Linked DNA regions of Homo sapiens: region 2 is linked to region 1. A link is a contact called in ENCODE Hi-C or POLR2A ChIA-PET data. All regions are on one chromosome and are shown on one strand. The core of a region is the stretch at or near the end of the contact, and the rest is flanking DNA. Distances in the headings are between cores, read along the strand shown. Region 1 overlaps LOC105377161 (a long non-coding RNA gene). Region 2 overlaps SHQ1 (SHQ1, H/ACA ribonucleoprotein assembly factor).

Region 1 (6,702 bases), core at 2,323-4,822:
GAAAAGGCTATGCTCTGAGAAATGCATCATTGGGCAATTTCATCATTGTGCAAGCATTTCAGAGTGCACTTACACAAACCTAGGTGGGAGAGCCTCCTACACACCTAGGCTAGATGGTGTAGCCTGTTGCTCCTAGGCTACCAACCTGTACAGCACGTAACTGTCCTGAACGCTGCAGGCAATTGTAATACTGTGGTAAGTATTTGTGCATCTAAACACAGAAAAGGTACGGTAAAGACACTGTGTAAAAGATAAGAAATGATACACCTGTATAGGGGACTTACCATGAACGGAGCTTGCAGGACTGGAGGTTGCTCTGGGTGAGTCATTGAGTGAGTGGTGAGTGAATGCGAGGGCCTACGACATTACTGTACCCTACAGTAGACTTTATAGACACTGTACACTTAGGCTATACCAAATTTATTTTAAAATACACTTTTCTTTCTTCAATAATTAACCTTAGCTTACTGTAACTTTTTAATGTCATAAACTTTCTAATTTTTTTAAAGCTTTTTGACTCTTTTATAATAAGACTTCAAACACAAACACAGGCCGGGCGTGGTGGCTCACGCCTGTAATCCCAGCACTTTGGGAGGCTGAGGCGGGCAATCACTTGAGCCCAGGAGTTCAAGACCAGCCTGGCCAACATGGCAAAACCTCGTCTCTATTAAAAAATACAAAAATTAGCTGGGTGTGTTGGCGCACACCTGTAGTCCCAGCTACTTGGGAGGCTGAGGCACGAGAATTGCTTGAACCCAGGAGGTGGAGGCAGAGGCTACAGTGAGCAGAGATTGTGCCACTACACTCCAGCCTGGGTGACAGAGTGAGACTCTGTCTCAAAAAACAAAACACAAACACAAACACATTTTTCAACTGTACAAAAATATTTTCTTTCTTTGTATTCTTATTCTATAAGCCTTTTTCTATTTAAAAATTATTTTTTTTTAAACTCTTTAAACAGTTTTTGAGAGGGTGAGGTAGGAGGATCACTTGAGGCCAGGAGTTCAAGATGAGCCTGGGCAACATAGCAAGACCCCACTCCCTGCAAAAGGAAAAAGAGCCAGGCATGGTGGCTCATGCCTGTAATCCCAGCATTTTGAGAAGCCAAGGTGAGAGGATCGCTTGCAGCCAGGAGTTTGAAACCAACTTGTACAATATAGTGAGACCTTGGTCTCTATAAAAAAAAAAATAAAAATTAGCTGGGCATGGTGGCTCCAGTATGTCATTCTAGATACTGGGAAGACTGAGGTGGGAGGATCACTTGGGGCCAGAAGTCTGAGGCTGCAGTGGGCCATGATTGCTGCCCTGCCCTCTACCCTGGGTGACAGAGCAAGACCTTGTCTCAAAAAGACAAACAAACAAAAAACTAAAACCAACCAAACAGACAAAAAAACAAAGACACAAACATACATGTTAGCCTAGGCCTGCACAGGGTCAGGACCATCAAGATGTCACTAGGTGATAGAAATTTTTCAGCTCTATTATAATCTTAGGAGACCACCATCGTATATGCAGTCTATCATTGACTGAAAAGTCGTTGTGTGGCACGTGACTGTATACTCAAAAACAGTAGATAGCTGCATTGGTTTGGGTTTCCTGAGAAGCAGCCCTTGAGACCAGGATCTCAGTGCAGGTGGTTTATTTGGGAGGTGAAACAGAAATGAGTAAGGAAGTGGAGAAATGAGACAGGCAAGAGCAGGCAGTTAATAAAGAGTGAGAAGAGTGAGTTACCACCCCACTACCACTGCCAGCAACTGGGGCTTCATCTCACGGGGATTTTTGCAGGGGCAGGGAGCCTGTAAAGACCCCTAAATTCCTAAACACAGGGAATTCTGTAAACAAATGATAGGATATGCTCTCAACAGAAAATGATGAAAAAACAAAAATAGATAATTTAATAAAAATTATTTATAAGCAATTTTTCACTGTAAACAAAACTTTTACTTATCTGTTCTTCCTCAGATTTCTCCATAGTGAGCACCCACAGATGACTTGTTTGATAAAAATGATAGACATTCCAAAAAACAAAACCAAAAAAGTACAACTCTAAAATATTTTAGGAGAATTTGCTAGGTAAAAAAAATGCTAAGGCAAATCCTGAAAAACAATGCTCCCCTCCAATAAGGGCCTCTTGGTTCCCTAGCTTGTCTTTGATATGAAAATGCAATTTTAAAAGAGGGGTGGAATATTTCCACATAGACAGCTGGCTGAGAGCCAGATGCACCTCTGCCTGATACCAAAGGAAGCCAGGTGTTTGCTGATGCCTGTGGAATCCAGGCACACACCCCCTGGCCACATCTTGTCATCCCAAGATGAGGCACTGCTCCTCAGTGCACCCCAGTCTGCGTGCAGCATCTGAAAAGTCAGGCTGGGGCCATTTGGCCCTGCCCTTCCCATCAGGCCCGCGGCCTTAGCAAGCTGGAGCCTGTTTGCCTAGACCTAGTGGAGTGGAGGCCTCTGCTGAGAGATCTGGAAGATCCTGTTGGGCAGGACCAACTTGATGGATGACCTGCTCATTGCCAAAGGAAGGCGGGGTGAGGGTGCAGATTCTCCTCCCCGAGACACCAAAACGTGCCCCAGGGGACCTTAGAAAATAACTGCTCTTCTCTCATACAGGGGCACAGAGTTGCTTCCTGTCAGATGGCAAATGGTAATCATGGTGGCTTTAAATATTCCCGCACAGCCTGGGGTGCCTGAAAGCATTTCAGAATCATGATGGGCAAAGCTGGAGGATACATTTTCCTTTCTTGTGCACCAGGTACGAAGACTCTCAGCTCCAGGCACAGCAGGAAAGTATGCCAAGTGCCTCTTGGCACTTCTCCTGGAAGCGTAAGGGGTCCCCTCCTTCATTCAGGCACCAACCTCCTTGCTCCCCACCCGCTAACTCTGCTATGGCCAGCCCAAACTTATCTTCTCTCCTGTTCACCCATACATCATCTTCCCTTCCTCTGAAAAACATTCCATCAAAGTTCACATTGCTCATTGCCTAGGGTTCAGCTTAATATTCATGGAGAAAATGATCTAATCAAACTACGTATTAACGAATAAGAACACCTTAATGTACTCAGCCAAAGGTATGAATCTCAAACAGCTGAATTTTACCATTTGGTGGCAGGCCAGTGAGCAGAGGCTTGTTTTGCTGAATGCCTTCCTAAAAAAAATCCCAAACCAGAACACCTAGCAACTGGAAATTGGCACTGCCCACCATAATTTCATAGGGAATATAATCTGTTAGAATGTTAAGGGAACTTGAAGACTACATCATAAAAATAGTAAACATGATTTGAGTAATTTTTATGCTGTACAAATTATCTTTTTTTAATCCATGCAATAGATATTCTCACCCCATTTTATAGATGCAGAAGCTGTGGCTTAGAGAGGTTAAGTAACCTTCCTATGACCACACTGCAACGGAGGAAGTTGAGATCTGAACCCTGAAAGCCTGGCTTTAGTTTGAACTCTTCTATGCATTACTGTCTTCCACTTCTTTTTGCAGCCTAGAACACTGAGATTGTATGAGGATTGGAGATACAGAGACTGATGAGTGAATGAGCAAGGCCAGAATCTTCCTACTTCTTGGCACTAGTTCTCTTTTATCAGAAAACAGGAAGTGCAATTCTATGAGTCACAGAGGTCAGAAGCAGGTAGGGAGAGCCTGACAATTACTTCTAACTAATTGGTATTCAATGTCTTTTAACCATGGCAACCTTTGTTCAAGTGAGATCTTACTTGGAAGTCCAATATATTCTGCAGATAAAAGTGAGTTCCTCGGGTTAAAGGTGCGAGAGGATAGCCCAAACTTTAATCTTGAACCTACAGTGGCCCCTGTGGCTTTTCCATGGAAGCCCTAGGCCTTGAGAAGCAGATCTGGAAAATCACTCCTTGTTGTTGATTGCAAAAATTGCCAAAATGCATTGCAGCTTCTCCCATCAAGAGGCAGAGCTATTTTCTCTACTCCCAGAACTGGGGTGGGCCTTGTGACTTGCTTTGACAGAATGCAGCAAAAGTGACATGGCGCCAGTTCTCAGTTGACGCCTCAAGAGACTTCATGCTCTTCTGTGCTTGCTCTTGGAACCCTTCCACCACCAAGTGAGCAAGCCCAGGTTGGCCTGCTGGACGGTGACAACCTCAGTCATCTCAGCCCAGCTCTCATTGTGCGAGAGCAGGATGGCCTGCTGGATGGCGACAGCCCCAGTCATCTCAGCTGAGACCGTCGCAAGCCAACCTGGCAGCTGATCATGCCCATCTGAGACCAGACCAGCCCAGTACAGACCCAAAGGACTGCCTGGCTGAGGCTGGCCAAATTGCTGACCTACACAATTGTGAGCTAAAGGTGAGTAAATGATGTTTTAAGCTATCAAGTTTTGGAGTCATTTGCTTTGCAGCAATAACTAATGGATATAGTTCCCTAATAGAAGAATCTCAAAATGACACCAAGGTCTTCCCCTCCGGTCTCCAAATGTGGAGGAATGGCACAGCAAGGAGTCCCTCCCCAGACATCCCCTATCCCCAATCCTAACCCAAGGCCCCCAAATCCACCTCTGCCTTAGGATGTAATGGGCAAAGGAGAGGCATCCCCAGCTGCCCTTATTCCAAACAGAATGACAATCACAGAGGGGAAATGAAAGACTCCTTTACATGATCCTACAAGAGCCAAACTTCCATCTAAAGAATTCAGTTGGAAATCCACTTGTGTGCAGCTGTTTCCTGCAAGTGCTTCAAGGCTTGTGGCATCCTCAAAGCCAGGGGTTGGGGGAGAAGCAGAAGGAAGAAGGGGAGAGGGCCTTAAAGGTTAAACCTGGCACATTAAAGCTGCTCAGAAAACACCAAAAAAATGTAAATGAACATTTTTAGCTGCAGTGGGAGAAAGGCAGCCCCGAGGCCGGGGGTTGATCTTTCAGAGTATCGGGCACACCGCAAAGCTGTCTCCATTTATTTACTTCTAATTGAAAGCTGGCGTGCTGAGGGTTACTCCACCCAGGCGTGAAGCGTAGCCATCCGTGAAAGATTTCCCAAGACCTCTCCCTCTGCAGAAGCATCCTTCATGTGCTTGAAAGGGAAAATGTCAAGGGGGCACTAAATTAAAACTCAGTTTTGTCTTTGAAAAATAGATTCAATCCTCAGTAGGACTTGGTTGGAGAGATACTAGCATTAGCATAATTTCTCAATGCATTTTATAGGCCAGTCAGAAAAAAAGGATATTCAGAAAATCTACCAGGAAAAAAAAAAAAGGTTTCATGGGGGGCCACACATGCTATTTTTCACAGAGAGAGACTCCTGGGACTCGTGGTTGACAATGGGTGGTTTTCTCGGTGAAATTTTACCTCTTCAGGGATGGTTTCAACACAATTGGTCAGCTGGTGGTAAATGCCATCCAAGAAAAATAAGTTGGCTGGCTTTCATGACTGTCATCCATATCCAAGTTCATTAGTTCACTCACTCATTCACTCCCTTCATGGATTCAGCAAACACTTATTGAGTCCCTGTGACGTGCGAGGCCCCGTGCTGGCTACTGGGCATACAACGGTGCCCATGACAGCCCACTCAACGCCTACAGTCTACCGGGAACGAGAGACAAGCCAGCGTGTTAAGAGAGTCCTCCATCTATGTGAGAGTACCCTCTGGAAAGCCTTCTGTGAGTCAGTTTTGCACATAAGCCAGATGGATTAAAACTCTGGCCCATTCAGTGGGTGCCCGTCAAGCAGCATTGGAAACATGTGAGCTTGCATGTGGCTGCCTACTTTGCTTCCTGCCTTTCTTCTTAGGCAAACTTTATCAATAGTGAATAAAGACTGGAGTCGGGCAGACATCCATCCAAATGCAGCCTCCATCTTACTATTGATACAGTCTCGGGCAAGACACCTGACTCTCAGAGCCTCATGTTGCTCATTGGTAAAACGAGGACAACAGCAGTCCTATGGCAGAAACCACCTGCCTCATCTTAATTTCCCTTTTTTTTTTAAGGAACAGAACCTTGGCATTACTAAGCACTGCAGTGAGCCTGGCCAAGAGACTACCTTGACCAGCCCACCTCATGGCTAGGTATGGCCATGAGAGCAATCTCTGGCCCATGAGATATAAGCAGAGTTGTTGGGTGGGATTTCTGAGAAAGTGTCATAAGGTGGGATTTGTTAAGCTGGCACTTAAAACAATTTTTTTGGCCTTCCTCCCTTCCTTCATAGTCAGAAATGTAGACATAATGGCTGGAGCTACAGCAGCCACATTGGAGCATGAGGTAACCTTGAAGATGGAACACCTGCACTATAAAACAAAAAGAGCACAAGACTGTGATGACCACAGAGCTACTATTAAGCCCATGGCTACCAAGCTCCCGGCTTTTTGTGTGTGTGAGAAAAATTATCTTTTGAATCATTGTTATTCCTGGTTTCTTTCTAAAAACTAAAGGCAATTCCTAATACAAGTAGTCATACATGTTACTGTGGTCGTTGAATGAGGTCATTCATGTAAAGTGCTTAGCCCAGCACCTGGCCCACAGTGAGCACTTAGGGCAGAAGAGTTCACATTGTTCTTATGCACATGAAATATTTACATCGTCTTAGTCAGCTCGGGCTGCTGTAACAAAATACCATAGACTAGGTGGCTTAGGCAATAGATATTTATTTCTCACAGTTCTTAAGGCTGTGAAGTCCAAGACCAGGGCGCTGGCCCATTTGGTTCCCTGGTGAGAGGTCTCTTCCTAAC
Region 2 (6,487 bases), core at 1,653-4,152, 190 kb after region 1:
TTTGCTTCTAGTTTTCTGCCACTGCTAATAATGCTGCAATAAATATCCTTATCCTATGTCCTTGATTATTAGAGGCTTTATTTCCATAAAGTAGACTCTCGAGACTGTATTGACTGGGTTAAAAAAGTATCTGTTTTAGAAAGACACTTTACTTAAAGGCTACAATAACTCTCCTTTCTCACAGTCATGAATAGAAGTTCCTCTTCCTACACATACCTCCCACCTCCCCCTGGCAAGAAATGTAATAGCTTTTTTACAATCATTTCCAGGTTAATAAATTGAGTATAGTAGGCAGAATTCTAAGATGACTTCCAATGAGTCATATCATTATGTGGGGATGGAGCTTGTGACCTGCTTCTGTCCAACAGAATACGACCAAGGCAATGGGACAGTCATTTCCATGATTATATTCCATTATTAGCAGACCAAAGCCAGGGACTCGCCTGCTAGTTTTGAAGAAATAAGATGTCACATGGTGAAGTGAGAGAGCCTGTGAGAAGGCTATGTGGCAGGGACCTGTAGAGGCCTCTAAGATCTAAGAGTGGCCCCCAGCTAACAGCCAGCAACAAAGTAGGGGCCTCAGTTCTATATCTGCAAGGAACTAAATTCTGCCAACAATCATGTGAGATTGGAAGAAGACCTTGAGCTCCAGGAAAGAACACAGCCTCCAACATCTGTTTTTTAAAAAAATAAGATGGATATCTTTGGCTACAGCCTTGCAAGACCTTACACAGTGGACCCAGCTAAGCCTGGCCCAACTTCTGACTCATGGAAACTGAGATCATGAATGTACACTGTGTGAAGCTTGTGATAATTTGTTATGCAGCAAGAGAAAACTAAAACAGTGACTTATCATTGTTATTTCACTTAGTATTTCTCCAATTGCTCAACTTTAAGCACTAGTTCCTTGGTTTGTAGGCAATCTGGATTTGCACTCTTATGAGTGACCCATTCGAATGTGTTTTGTCCAGTTTTTTTCTATTGGATGGCTTGTCTTGTCAAATTAAGAATCCTGTATATTATAGATATAAACCCTAATCATCTTTCCAAAGCTACCATATCTCTACTGACTTTGTTTATGGTACCTTTTGCCATTGAAACACTTATTTTTCATGTAGTCAAATATGTCCATTTTTTTTTTAAGACAAGATTCTGGATTTATAGCTTTAGTTAAGGTTTCCCCAATCCTTGAATTGTACATGAAGTCTCTTTAAGATTAAATTTATTATCCATTAAGTGGAGGTACAGCATCATAAACAAAGGTCCTCATCCTGGTCTTCATATTGAGTAGGCTGAGGAATAAGAGGAAGAGGAAGGGTTGGTTTTGCTATCTCAGGGGTGGCAGAGGCAAAAGAAAATCCCCATATAAGCAGACCTATGCATTTCAAACATGTTTTGTTCAAGGGTCAACTGTATTTAATTTAAAATTTACTGGATTTAATTAATAAGACAGATAAACTGAGTGTTGACTGCCTCATTGGAGGACGCATCTGAAGTTCCTTAATTTAAATAAAAGCTCTCAGTTCATTTTAAGCAATTTGATTTAAGGAAATGGCATGAAGGCATATACTCACTGCAGGAAGAAAGCATACCTGACAAAATATTTTATGACTCCTTGTATTTAGCAAGAAGGTTAGAGACAGTATTCCCTTAGGTATGGTTTTTGAGATGTTCATTAATTTAGCTAATGGGAAAATGCCAGGTGTTCATGATCTCTGACTAGAGAAAAGTCTTTATATCCTAGTTGACTAATAGACCCCTGCTCCCACATAATTCTCAATCACAAAGTAAGCATGCCCAGAAACTATTTAGCAACATGTCAACTCTCTACATATTTATGCCTTCATTTTTAAGTAATCATACCTATCGACGTTTATCCATTTATAAAAGTTGACCTAGGCAATGTAGGTTCTGACGTTACATTATCCACATGTAAGTATTTCTACATTAGTCATTTTCAATAACTGTGCACAGAAGAAAAACCTACTTGAATTATTCTTCTGAATTCTTGGATACTAGGAGCTGCTAGACTTTCCCTAAAACACTTCCACCTTTTACTGAGCATTTATAAGTTCCACTGTGGCCTACTTCATTAATAACACACAAATGCATTTAAATTCTGAAATTCAAGCAAAGAAATCAGAGATGATAAATAACAATAACAACAAACCAGGAAATCACTAGAGAAACCAAAAGTCTGAGCTCCCTAAGGCCTTTTTTATTAGAGCTGTAAATCATATCACCCAAAGGGGAACTTGGGGGAAGTTTGCACACAATCAAGTCTAACCTAGCAGCAGTACTGGAAATAACTACAGATGCAGTGCCAACAATGCTTGGATGATTGCCACCATGAATAACATTTGTCAAGCATTTGTATGACTTAGCTACACTACAAAGCAGCTTTGCTATATAGTTCACAATGTTTTGGCTAATTATACTTTTAAAAATAATCTCCAGTGAAACAAAAGTCAGCTGAACTCTCAATACATTTGAGGAGGAAACTGGTGCCCTAGCATTGAAGCAAATGGCCAAGGACCACCTCCCAACATCAAAAACCCCACCAATATGTCTGAAGGCTGCAAAGGGACTATCAAAATGAAAGATGTCTGCAAGGTAGTCACTTTTCTCTTCCAAATATTTTCTAATTTTGTTACTTTTAAATCCTCCCTTCCTCTCTAAATCCCCCTCCCAAACATCCCTCTTATCTGGGTCAACAATTAAATCACAAAGGATCTCAATGCTCTCAGAGTAACGCACATCTGTCTATTACATTGTACATTCACTGGAACCAGATCAAGGGAACCAGAAAAAATTGTGCTGCATTCAAACCTTCAGCCTAAATGGGTAGCCCTGCAGTGCTACAACTTTCAAAGTTGACACTGACAGTTATCTCTACAAACACTGAAGGGCTCACTGGTGCCAAACAGGATGTCCCTGCTAGGAAGTTCATTGACTATAAATGTTACGTGGTGTCATAACAAGCAATAACGTGCCAAGACTCTGGAGCTTCAGATTAACCACTGAAAGACAACATGGGAAATGCGGTGAGTTCATCCTCATGAAACCAGAGCTCAGGGGAAGCACGGCGTTTAACACTTCCATTTACAAGCCTTTGGGGAGGAAAATCTGGATCACTACAAAGCTGGAGAAAAGTCTCCCTGTTGTAACTCAGGGCTGTGATGAAAACGACAAGAATTACAACCAAGGGAGAAAAAGAGGGAGCAAAGTTCACCACCTAAGGCTTATCTGGAATTCAAAGCAATCTAGGTTAATATTTTATGATACAGAATGAATCAAAGGTACACCCCTCACCTGCACTGTTGTATCTGCCTGGCGACACCTGATGAGGAGGTGTTAAACAGACAACAGCCCACGCTATGACACAAAGAGGAAGAAGGCCAGAGAGGCAAAGAACAAAGAGGAAGAGGAGAAAAGGTACAGCAGCATGCACCATAGTTCAGCAGAAAACTGTGATGTTTATTTCTTGGTTTATTTCTTTTCCCCCATATTTTATCCTGGCTCAACACACTTCAATTTATTCCTCCAATTCTGAGTGCCCCAAATATTTGAACCAGGATTTTTCAAATGAGAGAGAAATCTTGTTAACAAGGAACTTTCCCTTAAAGCTTTCTAAATGTATAAAAATTGTAATTTCACAGAGAAACCATCCAACTCCTGGCTCTCCTGTGACTGATTTTACTCTACAATAATAATTTCTAACATTTACAGGATTTTAAATACATCGTTTCATTCAATCTCAGGACAACTCTGAGGTAGGTACAGCATTCCACAGCAACCCAAAGGTGCAAGATCATATCGCAGGCATGTGGTGGAACAAGAAGTCCAACCCCAAGCCTACATTTAGTTTATATCTTACATTTGGTATTATTAGAAGAGACACGCTGTTCGACACAAAGCTCAAGTTCGTCTACCTTAGATCACATGTCCTTGCTATTTTTAAAGGTGGTTTTTAGAATGAATCACCATAATGGCTTTGCAGACTATGACTGTTCCTGATGCACCAGCCTGGCTATCAGTCATGGGTCAGATGAAGGGTCAGGAGGGCAGGTGGTTAAAAGGACTGAGTGGCTTGATCTCCTGCTAAAATTACACAAAGAAGACTAAGAGCATTGCTGACACAGAAAACTGGACTGAGAACAAGCTACAGTTTATCAAAGTAGAGCAAGTTAGAATTTAAATCAAAGGGAACGCCTTCTCTTGATTTTTAGGGCAACTAGCTCACCCTGGTGGACAGAAAACTCAACTACGCAACCATCAATTTTCTCCCACACCACCTCATTAAAATACCGTGCTAAAATTAGGGAAACTGACTCAAACCAGTTGACACACTTGATGATTTAAGTTTGTTCAAACTTCATGATCAGATCTACCTAGCATGTACAATTAACTATCTATATTCTGTTAGCAATCCTAAACCTGAAAATTTGTCTATATATACATAATGTGAGAAGTCTCTGAAAGCTGCTTAAACTCAAATATAAAAGTCAGGATTTGTTGAAAACGACAATAAATCTATAACAAAGAGTCACTATAGGCCGGGCGCGGGAGCTCACACCTGTAATCCCAGCACTTTGGGAGGCCGAGGCTGGCGGATCACAAGGTCAGGAGATCGAGACCATCCTGGCTAACAGGGTGAAACCCCGTCTCTAGTAAAAACACAAAAAATTAGCCAGGCGCGGTGGCCGGTGCCTGTAGTCCCAGCTACTTGGGAGGCTGAGGTAGGAGAATGGCGTGAAACCGGGAGGCAGAGCTTGCAGTAAGCCGACATTGTGCCACTGCACTCCAGCCTGGGCGACAGAGCAAGACTCCGTCTCAAAAAAAAAAAAAAAAAAAGAGTCACTATAATGAGCTTCTGTTATGCAATAAAGCTAATCCTCTATTTTCTAAAATATTATAGTAGCAATTTTTTGATCTGGTAGAACTCACCTAAACTTTAATAAAACTTAACCATAAAAACATTTATTACAATATTTATAGATATTTACTGAGTACCTTTATATAACAGGCACTATACTAGACACTGAAAAAATAGCAGATAACAGGCTATTGCATTGATATGCAGAAAATAAAAAACTGTGATGCATTAGAGACCCTGTAGCTACTTCAGAATGAGTGGTCAAAGAAGGCCACTATATATACTATTTGCAACTGCAGAAAACAGGAAGTCACCCAAATGTCCACCAGTAGTAAACAGCCCAAATATCCATCAATCATGAAAAAAATATCCAACCGGATACTATGTAATCATGAAAAGCTTCAGGTAGATCTCTACATACTAATATGGAAGATGTGCAACACACACTACAAATTGAAAACAAGGTACAAACCGGGTATACGTGAGTCTATGTGTAGACATTTCTTAAAGCGACTGTTTAGATGTGGGAATATATATTTTTAAAATATCCCCAAAATTGCTAATAGTGATTACTTCCGGGAAGAAGAACTTGGGGTGGGAAGAGTCTATATTCCATTTAATACTCTTCAGAATGTACATATATATGTATTCTTTCCATTTAAACATTGAAATTTTATTTTTAATATGTAAATAAAAGCCAAATCAGTGTGACAGAAAACATGGGTGTTCTCTTCTTGATCTGTCTGCAAATGTTATATTTCTAATGTATAGTCTTAATATATCAATGCTACACTGCACTTAGAGAAGCTGGTAATAACATGTCCATCTAGGTCTTTTCCCACTTGGGTCTTCCCCCCGCCCGTTACTAATACTCAAATGTCCTTACCAAAGAAGAATGTTCATACCTCTTAAGCAGGTTATTGAGAAACTACAAATGTCCTGTGTGATAATATCCCTAAATTTAGGTTTTAAAAAATAATTAATTATAAAAGAACTCCAATGATTCTAAAGGAAACCATACTTCAAAAGAATTTTCCAACACAAATAAGCCTAATTATTTAGCGGCATTTTCCAGTCAGGGGCAAAGAAGTCATTTCCAAAATTAGCAATTCAAACTCATATTTTAACATTATAAGGCAATTACAACTATACGCTTAATAATATGGAAGGCAGTAAACGTGGTACACCATGAGATTTTAAAATGAAACAAATTAGCCGAATTTGAGTTTCTTACCTAATGTAGCATGATTTTCTTGTTCCTGACTCTTTTCCAAAAAGGCCATCATTTTTGAATATTTGTCAGTCCACCAAGGATTATACTTCAAAATCTGTTCAATCGCCTCATCTTCAAAAAAGTCAGCTCTAGGAAAAAACATTGAAAGAACTTACTATACAGGATTTCACTGGCTTTTACTTTTTAACATTTTATCTTAACTCATATTTGTACTAGAAATACAGATTTTAATTCAAAGTACATTTCAAGGAAAGACTGAACACTATATTTACTTTCTTTGTAGTTACTAACCACAAACATAAGTTATTTACCATAAAACAAAAGTAAGTATCTGCCTAAAGGGATATATAACATTGCTGATCTCTTTTTTTTTTTTT

What was found. A loop is a pair of places that touch in the nucleus more often than their neighbours do. ChIA-PET counts read pairs that join two places held with the same protein, here RNA polymerase II (POLR2A). Pooled maps may share reads with other maps.
Region 2: a loop to region 1 is called in a map of PC-9, with 7 times the contacts of the local background. The contact joins two enhancer-like sites. A Hi-C loop is called at or near these places in 1 of 168 maps with a recorded cell type or tissue (PC-9), 5 of 37 single-sample maps with no recorded cell type and 10 of 50 pooled maps. POLR2A ChIA-PET finds 5 or more read pairs at or near these places in 2 of 52 experiments (Panc1 and T-cell).

The regions. Positions count from the first base shown.
Region 1 is chr3:72,625,824-72,632,525 of GRCh38, forward strand. The region is part of intron 8 of LOC105377161 (a long non-coding RNA gene); the gene reads right to left. Among named protein-coding and RNA genes, the nearest start is that of RYBP, 180 kb to the left of the region's middle. Within about 2 kb of position 3,573, at least 4 of the 41 ENCODE cell types and tissues checked have a DNase peak (open chromatin) inside an H3K27ac peak, as active enhancers do; they include PC-9, where a contact is called at or near this core.
Region 2 is chr3:72,818,314-72,824,800 of GRCh38, forward strand. SHQ1 (SHQ1, H/ACA ribonucleoprotein assembly factor) reads right to left here. Exons shown (of 11, transcript NM_018130.3): 6 at 6,111-6,238. Among named protein-coding and RNA genes, the nearest start is that of SHQ1, 27 kb to the right of the region's middle. RefSeq lists enhancers at 3,934-3,983, 4,004-4,283. Within about 2 kb of position 2,903, at least 13 of the 41 ENCODE cell types and tissues checked have a DNase peak (open chromatin) inside an H3K27ac peak, as active enhancers do; they include PC-9, where a contact is called at or near this core.